Regions from separate parts of the Homo sapiens genome. Here region 1 is linked to region 2. The links are chromatin contacts, found by Hi-C in ENCODE. All regions are on one chromosome and are shown on one strand. The core of a region is the stretch at or near the end of the contact, and the rest is flanking DNA. Distances in the headings are between cores, read along the strand shown. Region 1 holds the start of LLGL1 (LLGL scribble cell polarity complex component 1). Region 2 holds the start of SMCR5 (Smith-Magenis syndrome chromosome region, candidate 5).

Region 1 (6,710 bases), core at 1-2,500, 450 kb after region 2:
AGTCAGCTGAAACCAGGAAAGGGCTTTGAACAGCGCCTGCCCCGCAGTAGACACTTAGGGGCTTTACTGTCGTCATTCTCCCTCCTCTCACCTCCTCACTCACTCCTGGGCCCTCTTCCGGATCCAGCCCCAAATACGGGGAAGGGCTGAACACCGCCGGCCTGGCGTGGGTGGAGGGGGACAGCCAGGCCCCAAGGCTTGGCAGCCGCCTCGGGCTCAGAGGTCAGCTCCTGCTCCCTGGACACAGCTGGTGGGGTTGGGGCCTGTCCTACCTGCCCCACCTAAGCTTCTAGGACCTCCCGCAGCCCCAGCCCTGAGCCAGGCGGCCTATCCTCAGCCTGGAAGGAAAGGTTCAGCCTCGAGGCCATTGTCCAGATGAGAAAAGGCCTGGGAGGTGGGTGGGGACAGGCAGACGGCCCCTGAGAGTAGGGGCAGGGCTAAGCTTTGTTCAGACGCTGTTCTCTGCGGGGGGAGGTCCTTCCCCCATCTCCGTAAAGCTCCAATCCAACCCCAGAACAGTCCCAAATGCCACCTCCTGGGGATCCCGTCTCTTTCTTTGGCTAAGAAAGAATCCCCTGTGCTGTGACACAGAGCCTTTTGCGTTGGGTCCTGAAAGATGTGTAGGAGTTCCCCAGGGGCTGGGGGTGAGGAAAGAATTCCTGACTACAAAGCCAAGGCAAAAGCACGGCGGTGGGAGGTGCTCTGACAGAGCGGGGAACAGACGAAATGGAGTTCTGTGAAATTGGTAAAATATAAACTTGGCAATCACTTGACCAATGGTGTAGATGGGGAAACTGAGGCGCAGAGGGGCCAGGGAGTTGTTCCAGTCAGAGCTGTCTTGGCTTTCGGAACAGGGCTGCCCCATTACATGAGTGGGCACGTCGCTCGCTCTCTGGGAGGAGGAAAAAGTCTCCTCCAAGCCCGGGAACGTGCGCCAATCCCCCTCCAAAGCGCTTCCCCAGCCGCCCGCGCTGGAGCCCCGGCTCATGGACTACAAGTCCCGGCAGGCCCCGCGCCGCGGCGCATGCTAGGCGGGCGTCCCTTCGCGAGCCCGGCCGAGCCCGGGGGCCCAGTTCACCATTGTCTGGCCAACAGGGGCGGGGCGGGCGGCACGGCGGGCTCGCTCACTGGTCGGGCGGCGCGTCCGTCGCGCCCGGCGCCCACCCCCGTGCAGGCCCGGCCCCGCGCGCCCGCGCCCGGGCCGCCTGGCGCCCCGCCCGCGCCTTAGGACCCGCGGGGCCGCGCGGCGCATCCTGCGGGCGGCGGCGGCGGGCGAGGCGCCTGCAGCCGGGCGCAAGATGATGAAGTTTCGGTTCCGGCGGCAGGGCGCCGACCCGCAGCGCGAGAAGCTCAAGCAGGAGCTTTTCGCCTTCAACAAGGTGCGGCGGCGGCCCGGGCCCGGGCTCGGGCGGGAGGGGGCGGGACGGGGGCCTGGGCTGGGGGCCCGGGGTCGGAGCCACGTCGGGCCCGGGGGGCGGGGGCTGGCATGCAGCGCGGCGCGGGGCGGGGCCGGGCCGGGCCGCGCACCCCCTCGGCGGGCCCCGCTCTGGCTCGGACTCTGGGTGGGTCTGGGTCTCCGGCCGACTTTCCGTGTCTGCTCCCCGAGTCTCTGCGGGCCGCTCTGGCCCTGGCTCTGCCAGTCTGTGTGTGTGGGGGTCTGTCTCTGAGACTCTTTGCCTGTCTCTGGGTCTCTGTCCCTCTTTCTCCGCCGCTGACCGGCTGTCTCGCCCCAGTTGTGCCTGTGTGTGTGGTGGGGGTGTCTCTGCCTCTGCCCCTTCCTATCTCTGCCTGTCTCCCTTTATCTCTCTGCCTCTCATTTCTCTTGCTGCCTGTGCGTCTCTGAGTCTTCTTTGCCTGTCTCTCCCTGCGTGTCTCTCTCTCTGTCTCTGTGGAGTCTCTCGACCTCTGTCGCTCACTTCTGTCTCTTTATCCTTTTTCTTAGGGGCTCCATTGCGTCCCTGCTCGGCCCTTGGGACAGCCCTGGGGCCCGGTTTGTTTTGTGCTTTGGCACCCAGGAGGGTGAGAGAGTTAGTGGGGGCGAGGCAGCTGTGGGGGGTGCGGCTGGGAAATCCCTTCAAGGAGCCTCTCCTTCCTTCCCCCACTGCTCCAGGCTCTGCCTTGCCCTGCTCTGCCCTGCCCGGGGCTCCGAGTCCAGGGGACATGCCTGGCTGTGTACTACACTGCACTTCGCATCGTGGGGCCTCAGTTTCCCTAGCTGTGAAATGAGGCTACTTTTCTCCATACTGTGGGCCCTGGCTCCCTCTGCCACATGGGCCAGCTGTCCTGCCTTTCTGCACCAAGGTGGAGTGAGGTGGAGGCTTTTCCTTCCTTTCCCGGAGTGGGACACTAGGGGCCAGGGAAAGGGGCCGCCTCAGCCCCCGCCTCCCTCTGCACTGATGTTAGAGCAGGGCCTCAGCCCACTCCTGGCTCACTGCTCTGGGGACGTTGGTTTTGTCCTCATTCTTACCCCAGAGCCCACTGATGGCAGAGCCTCTCAGTGCTCTTCGAAATTAGAGTTATCTTCAAAATACAGGTGAGAAAATTGAGGTTCTGAGAGGGGTGACGGCTTGCCCGGAGTCAGAGTGAGCTGCACCAATATCTTTCTTGAGTTCTTGTGTCAGTGGGGTTGGATTTTAGCCTTGAGGGGCAGGGATTTTTCCAAGGGGCTGCTGTGGTCCTGGGCCAGTGTTGTGCCAGGCGCCCTGGGCTGCCTTGAGGAGACACTTGTCTTGGAGGAGGCTCTGGGACGGCTGGACCTGGAGTAGTGGAGGCACTGGGATGTCTCAGGGTTTCCCTGCCTAGGTCTGCAGTGATTGCCGATGAGAGCTGCCAGGACCCTCACACGGTGGCTGAGAACCTGCTAGGAACCTGAGAGGGGCCCAGAAGGGAAGCTGGTGCTCCGTGGTCCCCAGATGGCACCTATTTTCTGTGCCGGGGAGGCTGTGAGGGTGAGGTGAGAGGAGAATGGCCCTTCAGGGAAAGGCAGCAACAGGCACAGGGCTAAATGTCACTTTTTTTTTTTTGAAATGGGGTCTCACTCTCACCCAGGCTGGAGTGCAGTGGCACAATCACAGTCCACTGCAGCCTCACAACTCCCTGGCTCAGGTGATCCTCCCATCTCAGCCTCCTGAAGCTGGGACTACAGGCTCGTGTCACCATGCCCGGCTAGTTTTTGTATTTTTTGTAGAGATGGGGTTTCACCATGTTGCCCAGGCTGGTCTCGAACTCCTGGGTTCAAGCTATCTATCCATCCATGTTGGCTTCCCAAAGTGCTAGGATTACAGACATGAGCTGCCATGCCTGGCCTAAATGTCATTTCTTCAGCCAGTGAATTGGGGTGTGCAGTGGGGGCTGGAGACAGATGGGGGTGAAGCTCAGCCCACTCTGGCTAGCCTTGGGGTGGCGGAAAGTAAGGGCCCTCCGCTGAGGATGAAGCGTGGGCAGCAGTGGTGGAAAGTGGGGTGGTCTTGGGGAAGGGACTTAGTCACCTAAGTGGGTAATAGGTGATCGCTAGGGAATAGGCCCCTGATTCCTGAGCTTAGGGGGTGGGAGACAGGTCAGGAGTGAGCAGGGACTTTGGACTCTGAGTCTTGGGTTCAAATCCCAGTCCAGCCCACACATCGCCTGTGGAATGTGCCTTCTCTGTTAATACTGAGCCCCACTGTGTGTGAGGTCTCCAAGGTGCTGGGGACAACAGTAGTTACCAAAAAGGACAAATACCTGTTAACTCAGGTGGCTGATATAGTTGTGCAGGAGACAGTGAAAAGCCAAAACAAAAAAGTAAAATAGACTGTAGTTGGGATGGTAGCCAGTGCTGTGGATCAAATAAAGTAGGGCGAGGGGGTGAGAGGTGTGGCCAGGGCGGCTGCTGCAGCCAGGGTGGCCTTGGGAGGCTTCTCTGAGGAGATTACTCCTGAGCGACAGGAAGTGCTGGAGGAAGTGCGTTCCAGGCAGAGGGGCAGTAGGTGCAAAGGCCCTGAGGCACAAGCCTCCCTTAGCTGGGAGCCCCAGGAGGATCCTGAGCAGGGGAGGGACAAGGATCTGGCTGTGGCTTTCATAGGATCCCTCTGGCCTCTGTGGGAACAGACTGTAGTGAGTACCAATCCAGGCACGTGACGGTGGGGCCTGGAGCAGGGAGGGAGGTGACTTCTGTGTGTTTTGAAACTGAGTTGATGGGGCTCAGAAATGGACTGGACGTGGGGTATGAGGGAAGCAGATGCTGGACAGTGCATGTAACCTCCTTTCCTCGTTTGTAAAATGGGAAGGCTGTGGGGATTTGCGATGCAGTGTCCCGTCTCTGGACCCTGGTTGTAGCGAGGGACTGGCTAGACAAGGTCAGGTGCAGCAAGGGCGTGGTATTATTGGTGGGAGAGAGAAGCCCCAGCCAAATCGCCAACTCTGTCCTTAGGTGGGCTTACTGTCCCAAGGGCCCAGATGAGAGACTGAAGCTTGGAGAGTACTGAGTCTTGGAGAGTACTGTGACTTGCCCAAGGCCAGACAGCTAGGCCGTGACCAAACCAGCTGCCCAGAGGGCTCAGTCCCCACCTGGATGGGCAGAGGCAGGCAGGGAGGGAGGTTCGCGTTACAGGCTGGGAACTGGGGTTTCTTACAAATGTGCATCTTCCTGAGGCAGTGGGTCAGGAATTACCAGTGGTAAAAGTGAAAAATAAATAACAACAACAAGATAAAAGGAGTTACCAGTGGCCCACGTGGGTGTCCTGCACTGGTGTTCAGGATGGGGCTGGAGCTCAGCTGTGCAGGCTTCCCAGGGAGGGCACAGCCAGGCCAAAGACAGGAGACTGGTGCAGAAAGGGTGTGCTGTGAAAGGGGCAGGGGAGCGGGTGGGGAGCTGTTTCATCGACACTCTGGGCACACAGACCCCCTTAACACCATCTCCGCCCCTGATGGTTATGGGAGTCATGTTGCCCAGCTGTTGGCAGGTGGGGAGGTGGGAGGATGCCTTCGGGGTCCAGGCAGAAAGCTACCCCTCTCTGGGCCTCTGTCTCCCTGTGTCTGGGAGGAGTCAAAAGCCTCTGCCTAGCTGATCCTGGATGTTGTCCCTTGACCTCTGACCTCCACTCAGGCCTGTGTTTGGGGAGTGTCATGGTCATCTTGCGGGACTCCTCCGCAAGCTTTAGTCTGTGCCTCTAAAAATGGGGTGCAGAGCCCTTCATGGAGCAGGTGGGGCCTCATCAGTGCCTGCACCTCTGTGAGCCTTGCTTCACCTGTTTGTTGCTGGAGCCTCCATGCAGTGGGGCCCACATGAGCCTGTGTGCATTGAGGGGCACAGGGGCTTGGCAAAGGGCGGGCCTCTGTGGACTATGCACGCGGTACAGTCATGGTGGAGGCTAGGGGTTTAGCCACCTCCCCACCAACTGGAGGCATGATAACCCATTTCACAGTTGAGGACGCTGAGGCACAGAGCAAGTAGACCTGCCTCCTACCCCCAGTGTGTCAGCTGCAGACCCTGGAGGCTGCCTTGGGGTGGGCCTCAGGGTGGGCCATGGCAGAGGTGCCTGGGAGTGCTTACCCCCAGCAGCCCTCCCCTCCTTGCAGACTGTGGAGCATGGCTTCCCCAATCAGCCCAGCGCCCTGGCCTTCGACCCGGAACTTCGCATCATGGCCATCGGCACCAGGTCTGGGGCTGTCAAGATGTATCCTTTGCAGGACAGGTGTTCAGGGTCTGTTCAGGACCACCTGCCTGTAGTTCCCTGTGCTCTGGGGTCCCAGTCTTGGCAGTGTCCAGCTCGAGAGGAGGACAGAGGTGCTCTGATGGGCAGTAGTGGGGGCTTCTGCGGAGGTTGGCGTGGCTTCTGTACCTGAGACAACTGTGCAGAGATGATGGGGTCCTTTTGCTGAGAGACGGGTGGTGGGGGGTCAGTTTGCAGTAGCACAGCTGTCCCTTGCTACGTGTCAGCCAGCCAGTTACCTAGGCGACCCTGCCATCGTCCCAGCAACTCTGGGGAGGCCAGGCAGAAGGCTGGGCTATGATACCCATGGAGGGTGGCAGGTGGGCTGGGGGCCCTGGTGAGCTGATGCACACATGTGTGAATGTGAAGACACATGTGTTCAGCAAAGGGGCCTGGGGGCAGTGCCAGGCTCGGCATGGTGAGCACAGCACGGCCCCCACCTGGATACTGGCTGCTGCACAATGGGCTGTGTGAGCCACACAAAGCGGGCATTTTCCCTGCAGGCCTGGGGTGGGGGTGGGGGCAGGCCGGCAGCTCAGTGTCTCCTTGCCAGCCCTGGAGAATCCCACCCCAACTGCTCTTGGGGAAGCCGAGGTGCCAGGGTCTGGCTGATGGCGGCTTGGTGAGGGGTGCTGACCCCTACCCCTCCTGTGTGGCCTTCTGGGTTTCAGTATCCTGGTTTCAGACATCAGTTCCCAGAAAATGTGTCAGTGCTGGGAAAGGGGAGGGTGTGGGATGGGGGTCTCCTCACCCCAGGACTGGGGGCACTGATCAGGCAGGGATGGGACTCTGAGCCTGTGGTTTGTGAGCTCTTTGCCTACTCTGGGGAGTGTGGATGGGCTGAGATGTCCCCTTCTCTCCCATGGCCCCAGCGGCCTCTGTTGGTGAGTGTGGCAGTGCTCTGGGCCCCACATGCTCCGCTGCCTGGCCTGCTGCTCCCACTCCTGTGGGTGCTGCGCTGCGTGCGCACATGTGTCCCTGCAGCCTTCAGGTGTCCCTCCTGTGTTGGGGTCTCCAGTG
Region 2 (6,339 bases), core at 322-2,821:
CTTGGACAGGACAAAACTTGTATTCTCTCTCTGAGCCCAGCCTCAGCAGAACCCAGAGTCTTCCAGGGCTGAGATCTTGCCGTACCAGCTGCGGTCACAGACCTGCCACACTGGCTTGACCTGGGAGTTCCTTACAGCTGCAGAACCCCTGTCCCACCTGACCCGCTGCATCAAAATCTGCGTCTCACCAGGATGTACACTTTAATGTTTGAGGAGCACTGAGACTCAGCCAGGATGATACTCTACCTGCCTGCAGGTACAGGCCGCTGCTCTATGGGCAGACCTCAACCCTCAGCCCCAGAATGTCCTCCCCAGCTCTGTCGCAGACATACGTGGCTCCCTGGGAGGCATAGAAAGTACAAGACTTGGACCTGGCTCCCCATGAACTGGTGGCCCTGGAAGTTGCTACCTTTTATTGAGCCCCTGCCAGCTACCAAGCACATTATCCCATTTCGTCCCACAACAGCACTGAAAGTTTGCTGTTTAATTTAGAGTATCTTGCAGCTTAGGCACACAAAGCACAGAGAGGTTAAGTAAACTGCCCAAGGTCACCCAGCATATACATATGCAGGAGCTGGGATATGAATCCAGAGCTGACCCCGGCACCAGAGTCTAGCCATTTACAATCAGAGTGGGCATGGGGGCAGATGGTGGCTCCTCTCACCCCTGAAACCGGAGCCCCAGCCCCTATGAGCCCTCACAGTTCATTGGTCTGGCTGTGGTGAATCTGACCTCTCAAAAGCCTCCCTTTCCGGAGCAGAGGCCTGCGATTCTCCATGCTGGAGAGCCCGCCAAGAGGGATTCTCCTACAACTTTCCAGAACACAGCAGTTCTGGGGCCAGGCCAAGCTAGCTATGTACAGCTGGAAGAGGCTCTCTCCCCCAGATGCTGAGTGACTAGAAGCCAAGAGGGAGGGAGTTCTGGAATGGTCTGCAGCAGCTGGAGGTGAGGCCTGAGGGGGCTGGGGCGGGGCCTGGGAAGAGGGGCCAGTGCACAGAGTATTCTGAACCGCAGAAAGTATTCTGTTCACTCTGGGAGAAAAACAAGAGTGTTGTTCAAAACAGCTGGACGCCAGGCCCAGTTGCCCTCGCCTGGTTTTTACTCTTAAACACCTTCGCATTTCATGGCTGTTCCAAAGAGAGAGAAATCAGCCAGTTGTCCATTCAGACACAAGACAAGGCATCAGCCGACAACCAAAGGCAAATATTTTCCGTGGTGAGGAAAGCCTCCCGGGTGGCCCCAGGCCTGCCTCTGGAGCAGTGGCTGGCTGGTGGCTGGCTCTCCCCGAAGGTCGCTGCTTCTGGTCAGCAGACTGCGTGTCTGGGGGACTGGCCAGGATCCGCACCCACCCAGGGAGCGCTGGGGGCAGCGGGGCGGCCATCCTAGGCCCGTAGTAAATGGAAGCTCCCTTCCTGGCATGAGAGCAGCCAGGCCTCCAGGGAGGCCAGGACAGCGTGGGCCCCACAGTTCCCTGTCTTGAAACCCCAGCCCTTGATATCAAAATGGGACCTGTTAGTCTGTTGTCGGGGAGGGGGATTTAACTGCCCAAAGCTCTTAGGCCCTGAGTGAATTTTTTTCAGCACAACAGTAGCTACACACAGTTGAAGAGTGTGGCACATGGCTACATAGGGTTTGTATTTGGTCTACAGATGAAGGAACAAGACCCATGTGGACTTAGGCCTCATTATCATAATTCTGCAGCCCCAGGAGCCAAATCCCCACATGGAAACCCTTAGTAGGTAGCCTGGCCAAGTGGGTAGCGGGAAATCAGTGATGGTAGGCCCTGGGACTTCTCTCTAGTCCCCTCCCCACCCTTTTTTTTTTTTTTTTTTTTTAATAGACGGAGTCTCGCCCTTGCCCAGGCTGGAGTGCAGTGGCGCGATCTTGGCTCACTGCAGGCTCCGCCCCCCGGGGTTCACGCCATTCTCCTGCCTCAGCCTCCTGCATAGCTGGGACTGCAGGCACCCGCCACCTCGCCCGGCTAATTTTTTGTATTTTTAGTAGAGACGGGGTTTCACCGTGTTAGCCAGGATGGTCTCGATCTCCTGACCTCATGATCCGCCTGCCTCGGCCTCCCAAAGTGCTCGGATTACAGGAGTGAGCCACTCCACCCAGGCTTTTTTTTAAGACAAGAGTTTTACTCTTGTCCCCAGGCTGGAGTGCAATGGCGCAATCTTGGCTCACTGCAACCTCCGCCTCCCAGGTTCAAGCAATTCTCATGCCTCAGCCTCCCGAGTAGCTGGAATTACAGGCGCATGCTACCATGTCAAGTTAATTTTTATATTTTTAGTAGAGACGGGGTTTCAACATGTTTGCCAGGCTGGTCTCAAACTCCTGACTTCAAGTGATCCACCCACCTTGGCCTCCCAAAGTGCTAGGATTACAGGCGTGAGGCATCGCACCCGGCCACCCACCCTTTTTTTCTCCCAAGAAAACCAGTTTTCTGAAATTTTCAGGGGGAACCAGGACCTCCTCGCCCATGTCTTTCACCCCTGGGTGCCTGTATCCTGTATTCACCAAAGCCCCACGGGCATCTCCCCGATTGAGGTCCCACCCCTCAGGGCCTAGGACAGGGGGACCAGGGAGGGCCCCCAGAGGCTGGAGTTTGGAATACCCCCTTCTCTTCTCTGGAGCTCAGTTTGCATGTCTGTGAAATGACAGGTGATGTCACCTCCCAGAAGGGCAGTTTGAGAGAAGTAAAATCTATTGAGGCACCTTGGACACAGGAGGGGGTCAGACGGCATCAGCCTTTGAGGGTGCTGCAGTTACACGGCTCCAGCAGTCTGAGCCTTATCAAGACCTTTCCAGATATGAGGGAAGTCCATGCCCAGTGTCTAGCTGGCTGGGGGAGAAGCCCCTTGAGAACCCCCACTCTGTAATGCTAGGCTCTGCATTTGCTTAGGAGGCTGTGTCCCTGTCTCTCCCCTTCTGGGCCAGCCTTGCTTTCTGGGCAGGCCCAGGAGTGTCCCGGGCCCAGCACTCAGAGTCAGCGCTGTCTTTAATCTGTATTCCACAGGCATCCTCACCCCCTCCCCTCCCAGGAGCTAGGAACCTGCCAGGCTTCTTACCTCTCTGCTGGAATCTCCACCCCCCACCAGAGGCTGCCCTCTTGGGGAAGGGGCCCAGCCCTTGAGGCCTGTCTCCTCCAGACTAGCTAAACCACAGAGAGAACTCCATCTCAGGTTCCCAAATAGGCGGTATTCTTCCCCGCCACCAAGCTAGGCAGCTCCTGGCGGCTGGAATGCCCTGCTCCTTTCTCAGCCCACCACTTCCTCCAACCTTCCGTCCTCTGTGCTGCAGCAGGGAGTCTTACCCCACCTCCTTCAGGAGGGAGGTGCTCACGGGTTCCTATGCCTGTGGGTCTCCAGGATTGGGCACGGAGCAGTCTGCAAAATGTCAAGTGAGGGAGAGATCCAGTCAAAGCCCCAGGGGGGCCTCTGAGCTCAGTCAGCTCCTCTGCTGCTCCCCACCTCTTGGGGGAAGGACAGGCTGGGGTTTGCATGGGTGGCCTTTTGGAGAGCAGAGTAATGGGAGCCTACTTGAACTTCCTGCGGCCTCATTCCCTGACTGGGGGCGGAGGGTAGTCTGAGCTGCTGGCCTGGGGTGCTTGGCCGCAGGGGAAGGGGCTGGGAGGGAGGGGTCTGGGTGAGTCTAAGGGAGGGTGAGCCTGAAAAGGGGACGGCAGCACTAAACTGCCTTCGGGGAGTCCCCACTGTGCGCCCCTGGCACTTTCCCAGTCCCCTGGCGCGGTCGCAGGCACGGGTGGGGTCTGCCTCAAAGTTGTTGGTACGGCCAGCCCGCTGCTGTTTAAATGGTGTGTTTGTTTAGAGCGGCTTAGGGAGGGAACTGGAAATGGGGGGCGGGGGCAGCGCCCCACTTGGCGCCACCGCTGCCGGAGGGTCTGCGTGTTAGAAGCCCCAGCTTCGTAAATGACCGAAGAAGGGTGGGCGTTGAGGAGGGAAGGCCGAAAACCAACGGAGGGCTCGGGGCCCCGGGCCGGCCGCCCCCTTTTTGCGGGGGGAGAGCAGGAGCCGCCTCTCGCAGCCACTCTGCGCGCGGGGTGGGAGGGAGAGAGGGAGGCGAAGGGACGACAGCGCCGGGCTCCCCGCCCCCATCCCACCCGGTTCCAATATTTCGCAGAAAGGCACGCGGCTCCTAATCGGTCTTTTCCAGGCTGAGATTTAGCCGTGCGATGCCCGCGCAGGGGCGGGGGCCGCGGGCCAGGGGAGGCGCTCAGAGTCCGGAGCCGCCGAGCGAGGTGAGGAGCCCGCGTCCTCGGCTGGTGGAGCGGGCGGGCGGGCGCGCAAACCCGAGAGGCAGATATAGAAAGGGGGGCAGGTTAAAAATAACCCTCTCCGGCTGGGAAGCTCGCGCGCGCTCTCTCGCCTCGTTCGGTGCCAGAGGACTCCAGGGGAGGTGGCGTTGGGGAGGGCAGAGCGGGATTCCCCCTCCTCCGCCGGGCGGGGTGCCCGCCTGCGCGCCGCGGTTGCACGTGTGCGGGGCCGCGCGCCCGGGCCCCCTCTGCACCCGGTCGGTGGGTGCCCCCTCCCCAGGACCGGGCGCATCTGGCAGTGGCCCCCCGCCCGCAGCCTTGCGCGGCTGGAGGGAAGCGCTCCATTATTCATTATTTACGAGCGTTAATAGGTTTGAGCCACGGGGGCGGGGGGTTGGGGGGGCGACGAGGACCCAGTGGGGACCGAAGCATTAGAAGAAGGGATAGGGAGGGAGGGGGAAGGGCGGGGGCGGGGCTGTGCCGCGGCCTGGAGGAAGAGGTCTCGGCCTGGGGCCCGGCGAGCCGGGCGCACCTCTCCGTCAGGTTTCTCCACACCGCCGGCCGTCGAGGCTGCTCAGGGCGCCAAGAGGGCAGCACGGGCCTTAGATTTTGCTCTCGGCCTCTGTCCTTCGCGTCCTCGCCCTTACCGAGGCGTGGGGAGGGAGCTGCGGAGGCCGTACGCCCCGCCCTGCGCGCCCCTTGCCGCCGCCGCGTCCCCGCGGCAGCCCCGGCCTCATTTATCATCATCTTTGGTCAAGTGGAGTGTGCAAGGAACAGCTGCTTCACTCGGCTGACTTCGAGGGCGGCTACGGGAGAATCAGGGAGATGAATGATGGGGGCTGGTGGCAGCCCCCCGCGGTCCCCGCGCAGGCGAGAGGGAGGCGGGGACGTCCAGGGCCGCCTCCGCCTCATGGCGAGTGCAGCGCCCCCTTCCTCTCTCCTGGCGCCTGCAGCGACCGGGGACCGGGGGACCGGGGCACCGAGGACCGGGCCCGCCCCGGGAGGGGACTGGGCGCGGGGACGGGGGGGCGCCCTTCGCCGGCGGAGAACTGGCGGGCGCGCTGCCGGCAGAGCCCGAGGTTGCCGTGACCTTGCTGGGGTCAGCGGGCTGGGCTGCGGAGGCGGCGGCGCGGCGTCTTTGGTGCGCTTTCCGGATTGGCGCAGAGGCCGGGAAACAAGGCGGGGGCGGGCGGGGGAACACAAATAGAAGGTGAAATTTTACCTGCCCCTGAGGGAGTCCTGCGGATTTTCTCCGGCAGCAGCAGGCGCTCTGCCTTTGTCTTACACGGCTGAAACATCTGTTGCAGAGGGGCGGAGAGGCCGCAACAACCCCCACACACCCTGCGCTGCTCCCCGTCCCCCTCTGCCCCAGCCGGGCTGCAGGACTCCAGGCGCCGCGTTAACCCTGCTCGCGCTGGGGCGCGCGCCCGCACTCGCTGCCGCAGTCCAGCGCCTCGCGTGGGGCTCCTCGCCCCCGCCCCGGATCTGGTCCTGGCCGGGGCGCCCGGTGACCCCCCTCCACCTCGATGGGGTGCTGAGGTGTAGGCGGGGGGCGGGGGCGGAAAGGGTTAATGGCCTAGTCGCAGACCCTAATTGTCAGAGCCGGCCCCGCTTCGTTTCAATTACCCTAAGTAGAGACTGAATGCGCAATTAACGAAGTCAGCTTGCCAACTGGAAAGCCGGCCCCGCTTTCACGTTGAGCAGAATACTCCACCAGCTGACTTGGACGAAGCAATTTCCTCCTCTCTCTCTCCCCTTTTTTCTCTCCTTCTCTCTTCCAATCCCCCTCCCTCTTTTTCTCTCTCCTTAATAATAAAATTATACCAAGCAGTTTGCGGTGTGGCAGGCGGCCAGAAAAGCGTTTCTTTAAACGCCGCCGTCTCACAATTAGGCAGCAAGAGGATTTGACACGCCGTGGCGGCCTGACAGGCGGCTTCCTCCCCTGGGGACTGGGGGGAGGGAGGGGGTGCCAATTCCCCGCTCCCCCAGGTGGAACGGGGACTGGGAGGGGCTGGCCTGCTGTGCCTCCCCGGCTGTCAGAATGGCTGCAGCGAGGGGGTGTCAAA

The links. A loop is a pair of places that touch in the nucleus more often than their neighbours do.
Region 1: a map of CD8-positive, alpha-beta T cell shows a loop between it and region 2 (5-fold over the local background). The contact joins the promoter of LLGL1 here to the promoter of SMCR5 in region 2. A Hi-C loop is called at or near these places in 1 of 168 maps with a recorded cell type or tissue (CD8-positive, alpha-beta T cell).

The regions. Positions count from the first base shown.
Region 1 is chr17:18,224,385-18,231,094 of GRCh38, forward strand. It overlaps LLGL1 (LLGL scribble cell polarity complex component 1), which reads left to right and starts at 1,251. Exons shown (of 23, transcript NM_004140.4): 1 at 1,251-1,379; 2 at 5,557-5,654. The coding sequence starts at 1,299. RefSeq lists silencers at 913-1,392, 1,543-1,712 and an enhancer at 6,135-6,710.
Region 2 is chr17:17,777,958-17,784,296 of GRCh38, forward strand. SMCR5 (Smith-Magenis syndrome chromosome region, candidate 5) reads right to left here and starts at 1,572. Exons shown (of 1, transcript NR_024007.1): 1 at 1-1,572. The region is part of intron 2 of RAI1 (retinoic acid induced 1); the gene reads left to right. LOC124903942 (a long non-coding RNA gene) reads right to left here and starts at 5,587. Exons shown (of 2, transcript XR_007065649.1): 1 at 5,496-5,587. RefSeq lists enhancers at 799-1,688, 2,578-3,467, 4,603-5,103, 6,069-6,339 and silencers at 4,775-5,024, 5,145-5,344, 5,675-5,944.